Linked DNA regions of Homo sapiens: region 2 is linked to region 1. The links are chromatin loops, found by intact Hi-C in ENCODE. Cell type or tissue: transverse colon. All regions are shown on one strand. Each heading gives the region's core, and the rest is flanking DNA. Links, peaks and the distances in the headings are about the cores only.

Region 1 (11,139 bases), core at 3,676-8,675:
CCCTGTGCTGGGCTTACAGAGGGCCTTTGCCATGGTGCCTGCCTGTAGGAGCTCACAGTCCAATGGAGGAGGTTGACTATGACCCAAGGATAAATGATGTTTTGCTGTTCTAGAGGTGCAGGAATCTCTGTGTGGGAGGTTCCTCTGAGCAGGAAGTGATGATTCAGAGCTTGGGTGGTGGATTCTTTCATGCAGGCATGCATTCATCCATTCCACAGACACCTAAGGTGCACTCATACTGTGCCAGCTGTCACAGGTGACGTTGCCGTGATCTAGAGAGAAAAGCAAACCTGGAAACAATTACCACATGCAACACTGAGACGAGCTTCCCTCTCAAATAAGGGGTTCTGGGAGGGATTCCTGGAGACAGGGACCAGGAACCTGAGAGCTGAAGGGCCAGCAGAAGTTAGGTGAAGTGAAGTGCATTGGGTAGTCTGTCCCCCTTTCATCTTCTCAAAGAGCTGGAGATGCAAGGATGGATGCAGAATAGTCCATTGGAAACAGTCCTTAAAATGGTAGCATTGACCCCAATTCCTGGAAAGGCATGAAACTAAATTCAGCATGAGGTTGAGAGTGTGGAATAGAAAAATGTTCTGGGGAGAAACAGCTTTGGCTTTAGGATGAGGCTACTCTGAATTCAAATCCTGATCACCCATTTACCAGCTAAGTGGTCTTGGGAACATTGCCCAACACATCTGAATTTATTTGCTCATCTGTAAAATGGACATAACCATTCCCACCTGTGGTAGGCAAAACAATGGCTCCCCAAGATGTCCACACCATGATTCCCAGAAGCTGGGAATATATTACCTTACATGGCACAAAGGAATGTTGCAGGTGGGACTAATCTTGAGATAGGGAGCTAACCCTGGATTACCCAGGTGAGCCCAATATTATCACAGGGTCCTTGTAAGTGAAAGGGGGAGGCAGGAGGGTCAGAGTCAGAGAAGGAGATGTGATGGTGGAAGCAGAGGCAGGAGTGACGCCATTGCCAGCTTTGAAGGTGAGGAAGGGGTCACACGCCCAGGAATGCAGATGTTCTCTAGAAGCTGCAGCAGGCAAGATTCTGCCCTGGAGCCTCCAGAAGGAACCAGCCCTGCAGACACCATCGTGTTTGCACTGCAAGATCTATTCTAGACTTCTGATTTCCAAAACTATAAGATAATCCACCTGGGTTGTTTTAAGCCACTGAGTCTGTGGTAACTCGCTACAGCAGCAATAGGAAACTAATACAGCATCTGACAGAATTATGGAAACAAAATCCAAAGTGTGTGAAAGCCACTCCCCTGTTCCTCACAGAGCATCAATATAAGGTAAGTTCCTTGCACTTTCCAAAGTTATGTATATATAAAAATATCATATTTATATAGGTTATATATATAATATGCATAATATATTATAATGTTTATATATTATGTATTTGAAAACAAGGAAATAAAATATGTAGATATATTTTATATATTTATTGATATAAAATATATAAATATATAAAATTTATAATATATAAAATATATTTTATATATTTATATAATATACAAAATATATTATATATCTTGAAATATATTTGAAAAGAAGGCAATAAATATATTTATATATATACAGTTACATATGTAATAAACACACAAATATATGTCTATATATTTCATCCAGCCCTTTGAAGTGATTGCTTATCCAAAAAGACTTTCCAATTTTTTTCATTCCTCTTATGAGATTTTGACAGTCTATTAAAATGGCTCAGGAGGCTAATAAAGTTGAGAGGGGAAAGACATCTTTGCTCATTTGATCTGCAATTAATTTTGGCTCAGGGCGTCAGTCATCAGCTTGGGGAACTGTAAATAATCGCCATCTTTCAGAAACAGCTGGTTTTCCAAATTGATTTGCCTGGCACAGTGTTAACTCTCTGATGAGTGAACTTCCAGTGAGCGTCATTCAGGCCATGTGGGGCAGGAGCTTTGTGGGGTGAGGGCTCACTCTTGAGAAGCACAGACTCTGTGCTTTTACAAATCAGGGGTCAGAATTCACAGGAAGTCATTCTGATTCACTGCAGTACATTTTCATAATTAGCAAGAATGGAATATGCTCTTGACTTGTAGTAAAAAAAAAAAAAATCCTTATGGTTTCTGTTGCCTGTAGTCTCCATTGCTTCCCAATAAATTCGACAATTTCAGAATCAAAGGCCTCAGAGTTTACTGCTGGAACTCAGGACACTGGATCCAGCCCGTGTGAGAGCAGAACGTGGTAAAAGGGAGAAAGCAGGGTGATAGATCATCTGGGCTCTGTTTCATACTGGCCCCGCAGCTGCTAGCTGGGTGACCTTGAGCTAGTCACTTAACCTCTCTGATACCCATTTTTCTCTTAGTGAAAGTGGCAATAATAACAGATCTAAGCCTCAGCAGGTATTGTCATGGGAATCATACTGTAATTCACAGTGCTTGGCATAGAGAACATACTCAATAAATGTTCACTATTGTTATGGGTTGAATTGCACCTCCTCAAAATGCATGTGTTGAAGTCCCTAGTACCTCGGAATGTGACTTGAATTGGAAATAGGATCATTGCAGTTGTAATTAGTTAAGGTAAGATACGGTTATACTGGAATAGGGTGGGCCCCTAATCCAATACGACTGTCCTTATGAAAAGGGAAAATTTAGATGCAGGCATACACACAGGCAGAACGCCCTCTAAAAATTAGAATTGTGCTGCTGAAAGCCAAAACACACTAGAAGCCAGGAGAGGGCCCTGCAACAGACCCTTCCCTGGCGCCTCCAGAGGCAGGGCCCTGCAGACACTTTGATCTTGGACTTCCAGCCTCCAGAACTGTGAGACAACACGTTTCTATTGCTGAAGCCGCTCTGTCTGTGGGACCTTATCACGGCAGCCCTGGGAAACTCACGCAGTTACTCTTGTTATTAATATTCCTGAAGAGAAGCAGACATGGAAAATGCCGAAGCTGCCCTGCTACCTCTCAAAGACTAGAAGACGAGCCCAAGGCCAGGATGCTTCTTCCTCCAGCACTCAGCAAGTGCTCACTTGGGCCCCTGCTCTGTGCCAGTGGACAAAACAGACAAAGGTCTCTGCTGTGGAGAAGGAGAGCTCCTCATGGGGTCACAGACAGTGTAACAAGGGAGTACCCCACACAGTGTTTTAGAAGGTGAAGGATGTTATGAGAAAACAGTAGAGCAGAGAAAGGGGAATGGAGAGACGGGGGCAGTTGCCATTTTAAATATTGTGGTCAGGCTCCAGGTGAGCCCAGCTGTCTGGGAAGAGCATGTCAGGCAAAAGAAGCTGCTGAAAGAAAAACCTTTGGGAAAGAGGGACACAGTGAACCTGAGCAGCTCGAAGGCAGATTAATTCAGGGCAGCCGAGGGCATGTAGGGTGGGTACGCCACCTATCAGGAGCTGCAACCTTTGATAGAGGGACAAAGCCAGGCAAAATGTCTCTGTAGAAAGTGAACCAAGAAACCAACCCCTGGCCTCATTCTCTTTCTTTTGCCTTCTGATTTCTGACCTCTGATTTCTGATTTCTGCTGAAGCCGCCTAGAGGTCAGAGGGCAGGGAGCTTGTTGATTTGAGCCAATGGGTCTCCCTCTAGGACAGACAGCAAGAATCTGAGAGGTGACAGGGATGTCTGCAGCAGCCCAAGGCAGGGGCAAGGATGTGGCTGCCGCTTGAGGGGCCAAGGGGCTGGTGGGGGGGCATGGGGCTTGAGGGGATTCAAATATGGTTTGCAAATCTTTTCTCCCATTTTGTAGGTTTTCTCTTCACTCTGTTGATTGTTTTCTTTGCTGTCTATAAGGCTTTTAGTGGACAGGGGTGTTAAAAGGAGAGTGCCAGGTCATGCTTTAAATCCCTCTGACTGCTGTAGACAAAATAGATAATGGCAGAGGGTGACAAGGGTAGAAACAGCGTTGTCACAAGGCTTGGAGAGAGGCCGGTTTTCCCTGTGAATCATCACACTGACATGTGCTCTAGAACTGGCCTCGAAAGGACTGAGTTCAATTAATTTCCCTTGACAGACATTCCTTTTTCATTGATAAATAATGATTCTATGGCATTTCTATAGGTCACAGACTAGAAGAAACTACACCCTTCCTCCACTAAAATACTAGATCAAGTCCCCAGTTTATTTAACAAATGTTACAGGACCTTAGGAGAAATGAGGGTTGTAGCAAGCAGAAACAAAGCTAGATTTTCCCCTTGGCTCCCAACCCAAACCCCTGGGGGCCTGAGCTCAGTCTGAGCTGGGTGGCATCCCCAGATCTGAGAAGTTAAAACTCAGGCTAAATGGCTTTTCATGTTCAGAGCTTAGATCAAAAGCATTAGTGTTACCATTGCCTGAGCAGGAAGCAGGCAGAGAAATGTGGACTCTCGTTGATATGGTTTGGCTCTGTGTCCCCACCCAAATCTCACCTTGAATTATAGTTCCCACAATCCCCATGTGTCATGGGAGGGACCGGTGGGAGGTAATTGAATCATAGGAGCAGTTACCCTCATGCTGTTCTCATGATAGTGAGTGAGTTCTCATGAGAGCTGATGGTTTTATAAGGGACTTCCCCCTTCACTGGACACTCATTCTCCTTCCTGCCACCACATGAAGAAGGATGAGTTTGCTTCCCCTTCCACCATGATTGTAAGTTTCCTGAGGCCTCCCCCGCCCTGTGGAACTTTGTCAATTAAACCTCTTTCCTTTGTAAACTACCCAGTCTTCGGCAGTTCTTTATAGCAGCATGAGAATGAACTAATACTTCTGGTTATGACAGGTTATCCTCATGGGGTGAGGACTGGGTGGGGATGAGGAAGGGAAGAAACAGAGTCAGTGCCCCAGCATCCCCAAGCAGAAAAGGTGGGGTTTTGCCCTGGAAGCACATTCCCCTGCAGTTTCCACTCCCACCCACCCCAAGCTCTGAATAATATCTTTTAAGTAAGTAGCTCTATTTTTGAGTTTGGCCAAGGACATACCCACAAGTCCGTTCCTGCAGCTCACCCTCTGACTCTTGGGATGTGCTCCTGAGTCTTTACTTCCCACCAAATTTTCCTGATTTACTCCCCATCCCTCTGATAACATCCTTTGGCTCCCCTGTGTCCGGCCCCACCAGCTTCACTCACCAAAGGAAAGTGCGGATGTGGCTCATGGGATGCAGGGTGGAGACAGCATTTACCATCCCCTTGTGTCAGTTCTAAGTGGCGGCTGTTCCCACTGCCCACTGCCCTCTGCCAACTCGATGCTCCTGCTATGGAAGCCCTGACTCCTAAGTCATCTGGACATCCAGTGTCTCTTTCTCTGCTCCTTGAAGAGCTATTTTTTTTTCTACTTGCCCAAATTTCCAAGAACAATATGAATGTATCCTCACAAACCTGTTGAGAACCACATTTTGCCTTTTTTGAGAAGAGTAAGAGCATGAGGGGGAGTGCTTCACTTAGAAACTGCAGAAGCTACGGCCTCAAGCCAAGCTTGTAAAGTGACCCAAGTGGAGGAGACGTCCACAGGACTGGAGAACTTGGAAAAGCCTGTCTGCTGCCAGCCTTTCCTTCCATCCCAGTTGGCATGGGATGGAAGGAAAACCCATGTCTGTTTTGCACTTTGGCTGAAATATCTCAAGACATTTTAATTTGTTATACTTAGAGATCATGGGCCACCCTGGGATGATCATTATTTAAAACACAACTCTCATTTCTCACACCTTTGGCCCAAACAGATACACCGATACCTTTTATGCACATTCATCTTTTAAGCAGAAATTCCCAAAAAAGTTTGTTTCATTGAATTATATTCCGTTTTTAACTTAGAGAGAGCCTGTCCCAAGCAGAAAATTGTTTCTGGCACTCTGTCCTCTGAACATAAATTTTAAAATTTCACTAACTTGCAATAACCACAGCTTTCCAAGGTCTTGGCTTCTTTTTAGAGAGATCTGTGAAAGTAAAGATTAGCCTTTGCATGTTTAAAACAGGATTACCAGCAGCTAAAAGTAATACTGGAATGTGAAATTGCTTTTCATGTAATGTACCTTGGCCTTCTGTTCTCTGCAGAGGGAGCTGCGTCAGTGATAATCACACCATTCTCTGCTCCTTTCTCCCATCCTTTTGCAGCTAAAACTTTGACAATAATCCAACTTCTGACTAGAAAGTCACCAATTGCTCATGTGCCAAGGGTTCCTCAGGTACTCCTCCATTCCAACATGTCAGGATTAGGAAACAGCTGTTTGGGATGCCTGCGGGGTGGCCCTCATCTGGGCCACATCTTGCCCCAGCATTTACATTTCTCTCTGAAAGAGTCTCAGTTGTCTGCACCGCTTTGGCTGAGTTATTAGGGGAAACCTCATAGAGTTGCTTTAAAATGTAAATTTGAAAGAGAGAAAGAGAGAGAGAGAGGGGGAGGGAGGGAGAGAGAGAGTGTGTGTCATGCATCATGTTTAAAGAAATGGCCATAGTAGTTGTCATGCATTCAATACCATTAATGGTTGCTCAACGGAGTACGGCTCTAGTAAAGCCTGTTGAGGAAATCACACCAGCTGACTAAAGAGGGAGCTCTTGCCTTTGGCTGGGATCCCTGCAGGGAGCAGTCAGACAGGACGTCCTGAGGGAGGCAGAGCCCAACCAACAGGGCTTCCTCCTGGTAGGCTTCTAGGGCCCCTGCGCACAATCAGTCCACACGGCCCACAGACCCAGAAGCATCAAGCCAGGCAAGGATGGGGATTATGTAAATCAGAAGAATTTAAAAAGGCCCCGGCCTGGAGTTGGACACAGAGAATGGGGCATCTTCTACGACCAAAAGGCTCACCCTGGCACAGGGAAGAACTCATGTAGGACGCTGTAGTCCCTGAGAAAGTCAGGAACTCCTGCCATGCACGGAGTACCGCATGCAGTTTATATAGAGAGATATACACATTGAATACAATATAGACAATGAGCAATAAATAAAGTGTATATAAAGTAATGTATGTGAAATAATATGAAAGCACATTACATCAAATTTGGACGCTTTAATTGAGATAAATTTGAAATAAATTAAATTTTAGGCGATATTTTCTTGCCCTCCAGCTCTTCCTTTTTAAAATGTTGTTTATTGTCATATAATAGTTGTACATATTTGGAGACTACCTTCCTTCTTTTTTTTACATACATTCAATCATTTAGCAGGCAACATTACAAGCCCTGCCCTCCATCAGGTGTTAGCTCCTTGTGTTGGTTTGCCCAGGCTGCCAAAACAATGTGCCACAAACTACGTGGCTTAAACAACAGGAATTTATTGTATCACAGTTCTCAAGGCCAGAAGCCTGAGAGCAAAGCATCAGCAGTGCTCACTTCTCCTGAGGGCTGTGAGGGAGAATGTCCCGTGCCTCTCTCCCAGCTTCCAGGAACTTACAGGTGATCTTGGGTGTTTCTTAGTTGGCAGAAGCATCATCCCAACCCCTGCCTCATCTTCAGATGACATTCTGTCTGTGTATGTCTTTTTTTGTTTTTGGTTTTTCTGAGGTGGAATGTCTCACTCTGTCACCCAGGCTGGAATGCAGTAGCACAATCTCAGCTCACTGCAACCTTTGCATCCCAGTTCCAGCGATTCAACCTCCCTCCTGCCTCAGCCTCCCGTGTAGCTGCGATTACAGGCATGCACCACCACACCTGGCTACTTTTTGTATTTTTTTTAGTAGAGACAGGGTTTCATCATGTTGGCCAGGCTGGTCTCGAACTCCTGACCTCAAGTAATCCACCCATTTTGGCCTCCCAAAGTGCTGGGATTACAGGCCTGTGTGCGTGTCTGTCTCCGTGTCCACACTTTCCCTTTTCCATTGGCTCAAGGACACCAGTCATCATGGATTGAGGCCCATCCAAATGATGTCATTTTAACTGAATCACCTAAAAATAAAGACCCTATTCCCAAACAAGGTCACATTTTTTTAACTGAATCACCTAAAAATAAAGACCCCATTCCCAAACAAGGTCACATTCTAGGGAATAGGAGATTAGGATTCCAATATTTCCTTTTTTGAGAGAATGCAATTCAGCCCATAAAGCTCCCCAAGGGCAGAGACTCCTGGCTCTGTCTTCTCTGTGCCCCAGTGCCAGTGCTGTTGGAGGCTCTCAGTGACCTCAGGCAGCTCACACAAATGAAGGGAGAAAAACTTTGGGAGCATGTGCATATTCTTTTGATAAATGTGAATGTGTATTTGCCTCAGAAACACTGGGGAGAGGAAGTAGAACACAAAGGTTAAGAGCAAGACTCTGGAGCCGGAGTGCCTAGACTTGAATTCTGACTCACTGTGCAACCTTAGCCAGGTTGCTAAACCTCTCTGAGCCTCAAGTTCTGGATATAATAGTGGATGATAACAGCACCTACCCCAAGAAAATGTAATCAGAGTTAAGTTATTAATATATATAAAGCAGCCGGAACCATTCCTGGTACATAGCAAGGATTGTAACAATGTTCAAACATGGGAATAAAGACAGCATGAGATTGGCATAAGGGCAGCCCCACAGATCAATGGAACAGAATGGAATCCAGAAAACAAAAAGTTGCTGAAGTAATTCAATGAGGAAAGGATAGTCTTTTCAACAAGTAGTGTCATAAAAAGTAGATATCCACATGGAAAAATGTGAATGGCAACCCTTATTATACCATACAAAAAATTAACTCAAAATGGACCACGTATCTAGACATAAAAGCTAAACTCTAAAACTTCTAGAAGCAAAGGAGAAAGTTTTGCAACATTAGGATAGGAAAGATACAGAATCACAAACCATTTTTCAAATGATACATTGGATTTCATCAAAATTAAAAACTGTGACTATTTAAAAGGTATTGTTAAGGAGATAAAAAGGTAAGTCACAGACATGGAGAACATACCTATAAAACACATTTGAGAGGGGACGTGAATTCAGAATACATAAAGAACTCTTAAAACTCAAAAATAAGACCAACTGCCCACTTGAAAATGAGCAAAATATATGAACACATGCTTTACCAAAGAAGAGTTCCAAAACATCAAAAATCACATGAAAAGATCTTCAACATTGTTACTGTCACCAGGGAAATTAAAACTAAAACCAACAGTGAGATACCATTGTTCACCAAAATGGTGACAAAAATTTAAATGGTTGATATAATACCACGTGTTGCCAAGGATGTGGAGTAACAGGAAGGCTCATCCACTGCTGGTGGGAACATAAAATGGCACAACCCCTTCAGATAACATTTTAGCAGTTTCTTATAAAGGTTTTACCCATCCAACTCAGTCATTCCACTTATACATATTTACCCAAGAGAAATCAATGCACAAGTCTACATGAAGACTCAATAATCATAATGGTTTTATTTCTCAGAGCTGAAAATTGGAAACAGCTATTGGGTCAACAGGTGAATGGAGAAACAAATTTTGGTATATCCATGCAATGGAATACTGATCAGCAATACAAAAGAACTGTTGATATGTACTACAAGAAGGATGAATCTCAAAAACACTGCAATAAGCAATATGAAATGATAAATCGAATCCTTGTGCTGGAAAGCAGATCGGAGGTTGCCTGGAGTTGGGGGAAGAGACACAAGATAATTCTGGGAAGTGATGGAAATGTTCAATATCCTAATTGTAGTTGTGGTTATAAGGTATATACATTTGTCAAAACATACAAGACTGTGCAATTCAAATGGGTACATTAGACTGAATGAAAACTACACCTTTATAAAGCTGCTTCTTAAAATCCTAACCAGAACAAAAGGTTCCCATTATTATTTCACCAGAGGTCCCAGCCCTGTGGGGAAGGGCACTGGGTGCTGGGTGAATGGCTGCTGAGTGGATGGGTGACCCCATGGCTCCAGAGTCCCCAGAGGGGTTTCCTGGGAGCATTAGGATTTTGACAGTCATCCCTAGCTGACATCAGTAGCCTTCAGTCTGCTGTTCGTCTGAGTTAATGTCTTCACTCATGATTTTAATGTCAAGTGGAAATACCACGTTCGCTCTAATCCCTTCCAACAGGCTGCACTTTAACTGGACTTAAAGGAGGGAGGGAAGAAGAACAGAGCCGGGAGACTGATTGTCAGATGGGAGGGTTGTTTTTATCCCTTCTTTCTCTTTCAAAGCTGTTTCCCTGGTGTCTTCCTAGACCATCTTTAAAGATCATTTCTGAATCAGGGAGAATGTGTTCAGCCTTTCATTGGCTCAAGTTACTGGTTCATCAAGAGACTTTAGGGAAACGAAACAAAAAGCCACATGTCCCTCACCCCACCCTTTCCAAAGTATTTGAACGTCAGCATCATGGTGTAAGATAATGGTTCTCAACTGACTTTTGTAAGCACACTTTCTGACTCTGAAATTGTGGGTGGTGCACTTGAAACTCTTTTTTAAAAACTTCAAAATACTGAAATCAGTAAACATATATGTTAATTTCCGTAAAACAATGTAACACATGATAAGCTTAGTGTAACAATATAACACATATTAATCTCATTATAACAATGTAACATGTGCTGATCTCCCTATGACAATGTAACACATGCTGATTGCAGTGTAATAATATCTCCCAGCAACTGTGATGCTCTTCCATGGCACATTCTGTTGTCATTTCAGCACCAGGTCACTGGATACTCTAATCCAACTCCCCTAAGAAGCTTAGGAGACAGAGTTCCTGCATATTCCAGTTATGAACAACCTTCATTTTCAGCAACAGCTTAACTTTTGGCTCTGTCCTGTTAGCCACAAGAAAAGCTGTGACATCTTTAGATTGTACCAAAACCATATTTTACACAGTTATGAAAAATTGCCAGTATGGGTATTGGAAATATTTGGTGATTTGGAAAGAATAAAGACATAATACAGGGGACAGAGATTTGCATCCAACACTTCAACTAAATCTACTTTTTGGTGTTTTTAAGTCAAAACTCTCCGGAGAAAATCAGGAAAACTGACAGACAAATAAAATAATAATCACATATTCCCCCAACCAGAGTTAGCCATTATAAACTATTTCTGCATATATTTTTCCAGGGTGTATTAGCTTAACATAATTGTAATTGATATTATATAACTACATGTTTTAGTATATACAGATTTATGTCCTACTCTTTTCGCCTAAGATTGTACCCTGAGAATTTTTCTGTACCATTTTACAATTCTTTAAACTATGTTAATTTCTACATATTTACCA
Region 2 (7,533 bases), core at 2,534-7,533, 190 kb before region 1:
TTTCATTCTGCAGCACATGACGGCTGAGTCTGGGCTGCCTTTGCCTCCGCACCAGCGCTCAGGCCTTGGTGGCCTTGCCTGCCGCCCCTCGCCTCCTGAGAATGAGCAGCTGTGGTGGCAACTCGGGCCTGTCTTCATCTGCGCCTTCTGCACCCACTCCCTGCAGAGGCCCCCTGTGGCCGGGACCAGGAAGCTGCCCTGAGCTTGGGGGTGCAGCGCTGGGGTGGCAGGTGCTTCCCTAGTTACCCAGGTGGGAGAGGGACTGGCGTATGACTGCGGAGGGACCAGCTGGGTCGTGTTGGAGCTGCTGCCTTGAAAAGGAACAAGGCATGTTCTGAAGGCGTTTCAGTACAAGCTGAAGCAGAACTCCATGATGCTGTGCCTGAGCTGAAATGCAAGCAGCATTCCCTGTGTGCCCCTCGTCCTGAGGGACCGTAGCCCAGCTTTGGTCTTCATTTGCCTGAATGAGGCTCCAGGAAGATGGGAGTGGAGGAACATTTGGCCTGGAATAAGCCTGGGTGCCGGCTCATTCCTACCCAGTGACATTGAAGACGCGGTAGGTGACCTGCGGAAGTAACTTCCGGGGTTACAGGAGAACGGTTCTGAAAGGAGACCCTGGGCACCGTGGTCTCGGGTCTCCAGCACTGGCATTTTGCGAACCCAGGGGTAGGTTCCCCTCAGAGGGTCTGACCGTGGCCTGAAAAAGGGAGGGTGGCGAGACCATCTCCCTGCCTTCCCCCATCTCACCCATGGGGATGTCTTCATGCCAGGCAGGCTCCTGGGATAGGTACTCCTGGATGGGTTTAAAGGCCCCACTGAGTTTCTCTCTGTTGTCTGCCTTCGCCATGCGCATTACTTGGGCCAGGTTCTTTGCCTCTCTGGCCATCCGCTTCCTCCGGTCGGGTGAGCAGTTGGTTTGGTGGTCTAGGATGACCACACGCCCCCTCTGGAGTGTGGCTCACAGCTGTGTGCATGTCCTAGGTCCCAGGAGTTGGTGGTGCACTGGATAGTTTGTGTCTAATGAAATGGTTACTTAGAGCAGCATGTCGTCCTGGGGGCTCAGCCTTATGATGCAGAACTGAGAACTCACTGCCAGATCTAACAAGCTGTGATTGTAGGTGGAAAAATGTTCAGCACGGAAGACTTCTGGCTTCCCTCACTGGGGTGCCACTGCTCCCTCTGTTCCATTGCCTCTGCCCTGCGGGGACCTCATACCTCACATAGTTCTCCCACTTGAGGCTGGAGCCAAGCAGGGCTGGAAACCTCAGCTGTGGCTGTTACCGGAAGTGCTGCCTTCCTGATAGATAAGGAAAATTTGAGCTCAAAACAGGCAAGGTTTCTGGTGGTTTTTCTTTTTCATATTTCCTCACTCAAGACAGGGCAGAGAGCAGATGTTTCAGCCCTTCTGGCATGTATGGTGGCTGCCTGGGCCATGCCCCTGTGATGGGCATGCAGGACCGCCTCCCTTGTCTTCAGCACGCGCCACCCCTCCTGTCGACTGGCCTTGCTCTTCACTGGGCTGATGGCTGACTCCTGAAAACTGGGGGCTGACAGCAGGGAGGGTGACCTGGCCCAGGTCACATGGCCAGTAGGTGCCCCAAGGACGGTTAGTTAGGATGAGCCTCTTGTCCCTTCATATGGTCCTTGTTCTCCAGGGAACATGGTGACTGAGCTGACCCGTCCCGGGTGACGGGAGAGGCAGTTGGGTGGGTAGCTCCTTCGTGCCCCTCAGCCCAACTAAGTGGACCGGGCTGCAGGGCTGCCCCAGGGCACTTTGCAGGGAAGTTTGCTGCGGGGGATGGGTGGGCTGAAGGATGGTCCAGAGCCAGCCTCGCAGGTCACGGTGTAAAGGTGTTTTGGGAACACCCATTGACCAAGGGTCGTGGAGGCCCGTGCTGGGCTTGTGTGGGGTGGGACTGGGCACAGGGGACCGAGAGCCTGTCCCCTTCTACCAGCTCATAGGCATGTGAACAGCCTAAGGGTGGGCTTGTGGTCCTCTTGTGTACAGGGTCAGCTGAGGCTGGGGGGAATGGGGTGGGCTCCCAGAGGGTTCCTGAGCTGACTAGGTAGGTAGTGAGCATGTGTGTGCTGGAGACAGGCCAGCTGGGGCCTGCAGCGCTCTGTCGCTCTGTGATGTTGACATGGGTGTGGTACTTAATTATGACCTCAGTGCTTCAAGCCTCGGTTTCCTCGGTGGTGAGAGGGAGCATATTGGTGGGAGGGAGTGAGGACTGTGGGGAGGGGGGCTCGTTGATACAGGTCAGTCTTGGCTATGTGTTGGCTGCAAGGGAGGACAGGCAGGAGTGTGGACCGGACACCGTCAGTTGTCCACCAGGGATGAGGCTGGACTGAGACTGCTGCAGCCCCGCTGGTTGGCTGGGGTGGGGCAGAGGCAGGGGGCCGGTGAGGGCAGCCTCAGGAAGCTGCTGCCCCTGAACTCCCCGGGAGGTTCCCCAATCCCTCTCCCTCTTTGTTCACTGGCCGGGCCTCCGTGTGGAAAGGGCTATTTTTAGCCCTCGCTTTTTTTGGTTAATGGGCTTTTCGCGGCTTCTCTCTTTGAAGGGGCTATTTCAGGAGCAGACATCAGTGTCTGCATTTGGACTCCTTGGCTCGAGGTGCAGGAAAAGGTGATGGGGATGAGCTACTCGAGGGGCATCTGTGTCCCTGGACTGTGCCGGGCCCCTCCCTTGCCCCTGCTGGGTTCTGGGGCCAGGGAGGGACACATGACACCACCCTGCCAGAGCCTGTGGGAGGCGTCGGCAGAGGTGAACCACAGACTTGGATTTGGGGTCCTGGGGTTTGCGCGAGCAGGAATGTCCTCGCTTCTGGGACCTGGAACTGGAGTAGGAATGTCCATGTTTTGACCTCAGGGAGCCACTGAAATGGGCACTTGTGACAGGTTGGAATTGAACAGTGGCTGATTAGTTTCCTCCATTTTGTAGCAAGAGCCATCAGCGTCCACTGTCCCACCCACTCATCTGGGCTTGGGTGATTCGGGCATTTGGGGTGAGCTCTTTTCTCTTAGTTCTTAACTCATTCGTCAGAAGGACCCAGGGGTCAGCCAGGCCCAGCCATCTCCCTGGCCCACTGCACTTCAAGGAAGCTCAGGCTGGCTTGGAGGAGCCAGTGCGAAGTCAGCGGCAAGGCGAGGCTGTGCTGGCCAAGGAAGCGGAGTTCGGCAGCGAGAGAACTCGATGTGCTGGTCAGAGGTCTAGGATTCGAGCTGTGGTTATGTCATGGTCAAGGTTGTGTGGCCTCATCTGGAAGGAGTAGTGGTGCATACACCCCTGTCCACCCCCCGCCCAACAGGGGGTCTAGAAGTGCTTTGCCTCAGGCCCTCCCACCACTGCCTTCACTGCAGCCGGCTCCTTCCTGCAGCTCTCTCGGGAACTGCCCTGTGAGGCCCTTTGACACAGGGAATGTGGACCCTATGGACTGACATGGACAAGGGACCGTGGGCCATGTTGACACAGATAGGAGGTGGACCCCATCGGCTAACCCCGACGGGAACAGGCCCTCAGTGCATGACGGCTCCCTCATGGTGGGTAACAGCAGAAGGGGGGATGCAAATGGGCCTGCGGAGTTAGGGATCTGACCTCTGGGATGACTCTGGGCTGGAGCACCCCCAGGCTTGCTGAGCAGCTGCCCAAGGCCCAGGAGCCAGCGCAGCTGAGACGAGAGCTCTGGACAGGAAACTGGAGACCAGATTCGTGCAGGTGATGTGGCTTTGAGTTACCCGCTGCTCCAGGCCTGGTGTTCTCCTGTGAAGAATTTGCCCGCAGGCTCTCCATGGCCCCTCGGGGGGTAAAGCGTCTCTGGAGGGCCCTGGAGCCCCATCTGGAAAGTTGGTTTTCACTCTCAGCAGCTGAGTGGATCGGGCCTTCTGGGGAAACTGCTTTCCCCAACTTCACATACCTAGAAGTGCTAGAAAACTTAGAACACAGACCATTTAAGCAAAGAAGACCAGCCTTAGAACTAGTGAAAAAGGTACAAAAGGAACTAAAGAAGCAAGATGCAGAACTGCGCTTAAACACAAGGAAGGGTGACCTCTAGCACCATAGCCAGAGACGACCGTCCAGTCCTGTGTTCCCCGTTCCATCTCCTAGTGAGCCCTGGGCCCGCCTGGGTACTGCACGCCTTGTAGTTTGGCACTGCCTTGCCTGGCCAAGCCTTGCAGCACCCAGGTGCGGGGGGCAGGCAAAGGGCTCGCCAGCCCCATCGCTCATGAGCTGATCACAGACCTGAGCCCAAGTTCAGACTGAGCCAGCCTGGTGCTTCCATCCCTGTCCTCTTGGGCGGTGACCACAACCTACAGAGGACGAGCTCTTCAGTCATAGAACGGAATGCAAGCACCATGACAGCACTCCCTGAAATGAGGCAGGGAGGACAATCTGCTCATCCACTGGGATGGAAACGTGACTGTCGTCGCCCTCAGTAGCTCCCGAGGAGCACTGGGACTCCCCTTGTCAGAATGTGTGATTTCTCCGGCTTTCATCTAAGTTAAAACACGGGTCAATGAGGTGGGAGATCCTGGTTCAGGTGCAGGGCCAGGGCCTGCTGGGCCTGTGTCCAGCCTGACCCCAGCCGTGAGCAGGTCTTGGCAGCACCCTGAGGAGGGCTTACCTGAGGCAAGCAAGTTTGGGTTGTTGGCTGGAGGAAATGGTTTAATCTTTGAAGTGCAGGAAGCCCAGGGTTGCTTTTGTGCCACAGGTCTGGGGTCGCATCACTCTTGGGCCTAGAGAGATTTCTGGGGCGGGGAGTGGCCTCTCTACGAGAACTGCCTGCCCTGGGGACATTGCCAGACTGAACGGTGTCTGTATCTTCTGCTGACTCTGACGGACTTTGTGGGGACATCGATTTCCTTGAGTGTGGCCCTTGGGACCCCCAGGCACCTGATTCCTCTTTCTGGGCCTATGTTTCCTCATTGGTGAAATGGGCACAGCTCACCTTGGTGGGTTATTACATGAGTGTCAGAGGCAGCATTGATGACATGTGTTAGTGTGCCGCAGCTGCCATAACAAAGTTTGTTAAGCCACAGATTGGGTGCCTTAAACAATGGAAATTTATTCTCTGGAAGTCAGAAGTCTGTAGTCAAGGTGTGGGCAGGGACGCACTCCGAGTCCTTCCTTGTCTTTCCCAGATACTGACAGCCCTGGGGGTTACTTTTTGTGAGCAGAACTCCCATCTCTGCCTCCAGCTTCACCCCAACTCTGTATCTGTGTCCAGATTTCCCTCTTAAAAGGACACCAAGTCCTGCTGGATTTACAGCCTGCCCTAATGACCTCATTTTAACTGGACTGCATCTGCAAAGACCCTGTTTCTGAATAAGGTCTCATTGGGTCCCAGGGTTGGGACTTCAGCATGTCTTTTGGAGAGGCACAATTCAACTGAAAACATTACACAATCAAACACAGGCAGGTCCCCCACACAGGTAGCTCATGCTTTAAAATTAAGTCCGTGATTTACTTAGAGCGCGGGGCAGCTTATCCGCCTTGGGGTTGAATTGCTTTTCCTGAAGGTTAGTGTTCGTACCTGCTGAGCAGCGAGCCCTTCCTGTGCCAAGAGAGTTGTTAGCACTGGATGTGCATTTGCCGGGTTAGCGCCGCCTGCAGGTGGGCAGCAAGAGGGCAGGGCAGGTGTTGGCAGCTTTACAACTGCTTATTTAAGGATCAGTCTCTGATACAAACTCTTGTTGACTGCGGAAAGAATGCATTCATTTCCTTATTCGAGTAACAGAGTCGCCCCTGGAAGTCATGTCATTTCCTTTTAGTCGCTCAGGCTCTTGTTCTTGATGAAGGTCATAATCATTAACTTTGTTTAAAAGTTAATTATTGGCCAGGCGCAGTGACTTACTCCTGTAATCCCAGCACTTTGGGAGGCCAAAGCGGGGAAACATGAGGTCAGGATACTGAGACCATCCTGGCTAACAAAGGGAAACCCCATCTCTACTAAAAATACAGAAATTAGCCAGGCGTGGTGGCGGGCACCTGTCGTCCCAGCTACTCGGGAGGCTGAGGCAGGAGAATGGCGTGAACCCGGGAGGCGGAGCTTGTAGTGAGCAGAGATTGTGCCACTGCACTCCAGCCTGGGCAACAGAGCCAGACAGGGCTGGTGCCTCCAGGAAGAGGCCTCCTGGTCTCAGCCATCGTGAAGCTTAAGGATTGGGGCTTGAGCTCTTTCAGAGCCCAGAGGGAAGAGGGCAGCTGCTGGGGGCACCTCACTGGGGGGGGCATAACTGGAGGTGGTCTGCCTTCGCTCGGGCTAATCAGCTTTCCCAGCAGGTAGAGCGGTCAGCATGGCAGGCAGGCTGGAGCAGACTCCTGCCCCTCCACTAAGGGACTGCCCAGGATGTTTTTTTAAGCTCTGAAATTTTCCAGTGGACTAACAGTTCACACTGATGAACAGCTGGAGCTGCAAGCTGTGTTTCATAGAGAGCATTCTTGAACCTAGAGTCAGGCCTGCGGCCCCTCATCAGGCAGGTAATTGTTTTCCTGCAGGACCACAGCCGCTTTGTCAACTGTGTGCGATTCTCTCCTGATGGGAACAGATTTGCCACAGCCAGTGCTGACGGCCAGGTAAGAACTGGGATGGGTTTTGGGGTGGGGAATGGCTTGTCTGCCTGCTCCCGTGACTGCTCAGAGCCGCAGGCTGCCTAATGCTAGTCCTGACATGCAGAACTTAGACATCGCCCTCCCCACATCTGCAGACTCGTCGTCAGAGCCCAGTAAATGCATGTCTGCTTTTAAACCACACTGGGAGCTTAGTCTGTGAGCCCCGGTTTTCTACAGCCACAGTCCATGGAGAAACTGCTTACTCCAGAGGGTGTTCACACACACATGACCCACATGTTTTTATTTCTTGGAAGATATACATCTATGACGGGAAGACTGGGGAGAAGGTGTGCGCGCTGGGCGGAAGCAAGGCCCACGACGGTGGGATTTACGCAGTGAGTATGAGCGTGTTTCCCGGCCTAGTGGTGGGAATTTGGCCGAGTCCACGTGTCAGTCCATCCACACTCACTCCGGAGTTAGACAAAAACTTGAAATGAGGGGCTATAAGTCGGGGCGGTTTTATATCTGCCCAGAAAAGCTTTAAGGTCGCAATAAGGTGATGGGAGAAGGTAGTGGCTGGAACGGGAGACCTGGAGGCGGGTGTTGTCCTTGGCCTCACTCATGTCCCACCCTCTCTCTGGGCTCCTTCTGTCCTACTCAAACAGTCGCAGTGGACAAGCTGCTTTTTGGGGTCTCTCTCCAGTCTGTAGTCCTCTGGCACATGACACACTGCTTTTTTCTGAATAGATTAGTTGGAGTCCCGACAGCACCCATTTGCTTTCTGCTTCTGGGGACAAAACTTCCAAGATTTGGGACGTCAGCGTGAACTCCGTGGTCAGCACATTTCCCATGGGCTCCACGGTTCTGGACCAGCAGCTGGGCTGCCTATGGCAGAAGGACCACCTGCTCAGTGTCTCCCTGTCCGGGTACATCAACTATCTGGACAGAAACAACCCCAGCAAGCCCCTGCACGTCATCAAGG

Evidence for each region. Peaks named below come from ENCODE experiments on the same cell type or tissue, not always from the same donor. Only the 100,000 strongest peaks of a DNase experiment are listed, where the experiment ranks them.
Region 2: it touches region 1 in a loop (8-fold over the local background); 1 of 110 quality-filtered maps calls a loop at or near these places.

The regions. Positions count from the first base shown.
Region 1 is chr4:9,894,230-9,905,368 of GRCh38, reverse strand. The region is part of intron 8 of SLC2A9 (solute carrier family 2 member 9); the gene reads left to right. Among named protein-coding and RNA genes, the nearest start is that of SLC2A9-AS1, 88 kb to the left of the region's middle. In transverse colon, for the core only: a CTCF peak has its summit at 6,513; a DNase peak (open chromatin) is centred at 6,555.
Region 2 is chr4:10,087,706-10,095,238 of GRCh38, reverse strand. It overlaps WDR1 (WD repeat domain 1), which reads left to right. Exons shown (of 15, transcript NM_017491.5): 6 at 6,498-6,575; 7 at 6,866-6,946; 8 at 7,299-7,532. Among named protein-coding and RNA genes, the nearest start is that of MIR3138, 13 kb to the right of the region's middle. RefSeq lists enhancers at 189-959, 3,274-4,044. In transverse colon, for the core only: a CTCF peak has its summit at 5,607 (motif pointing left); a DNase peak (open chromatin) is centred at 5,618; H3K27ac peaks cover 3,241 bases.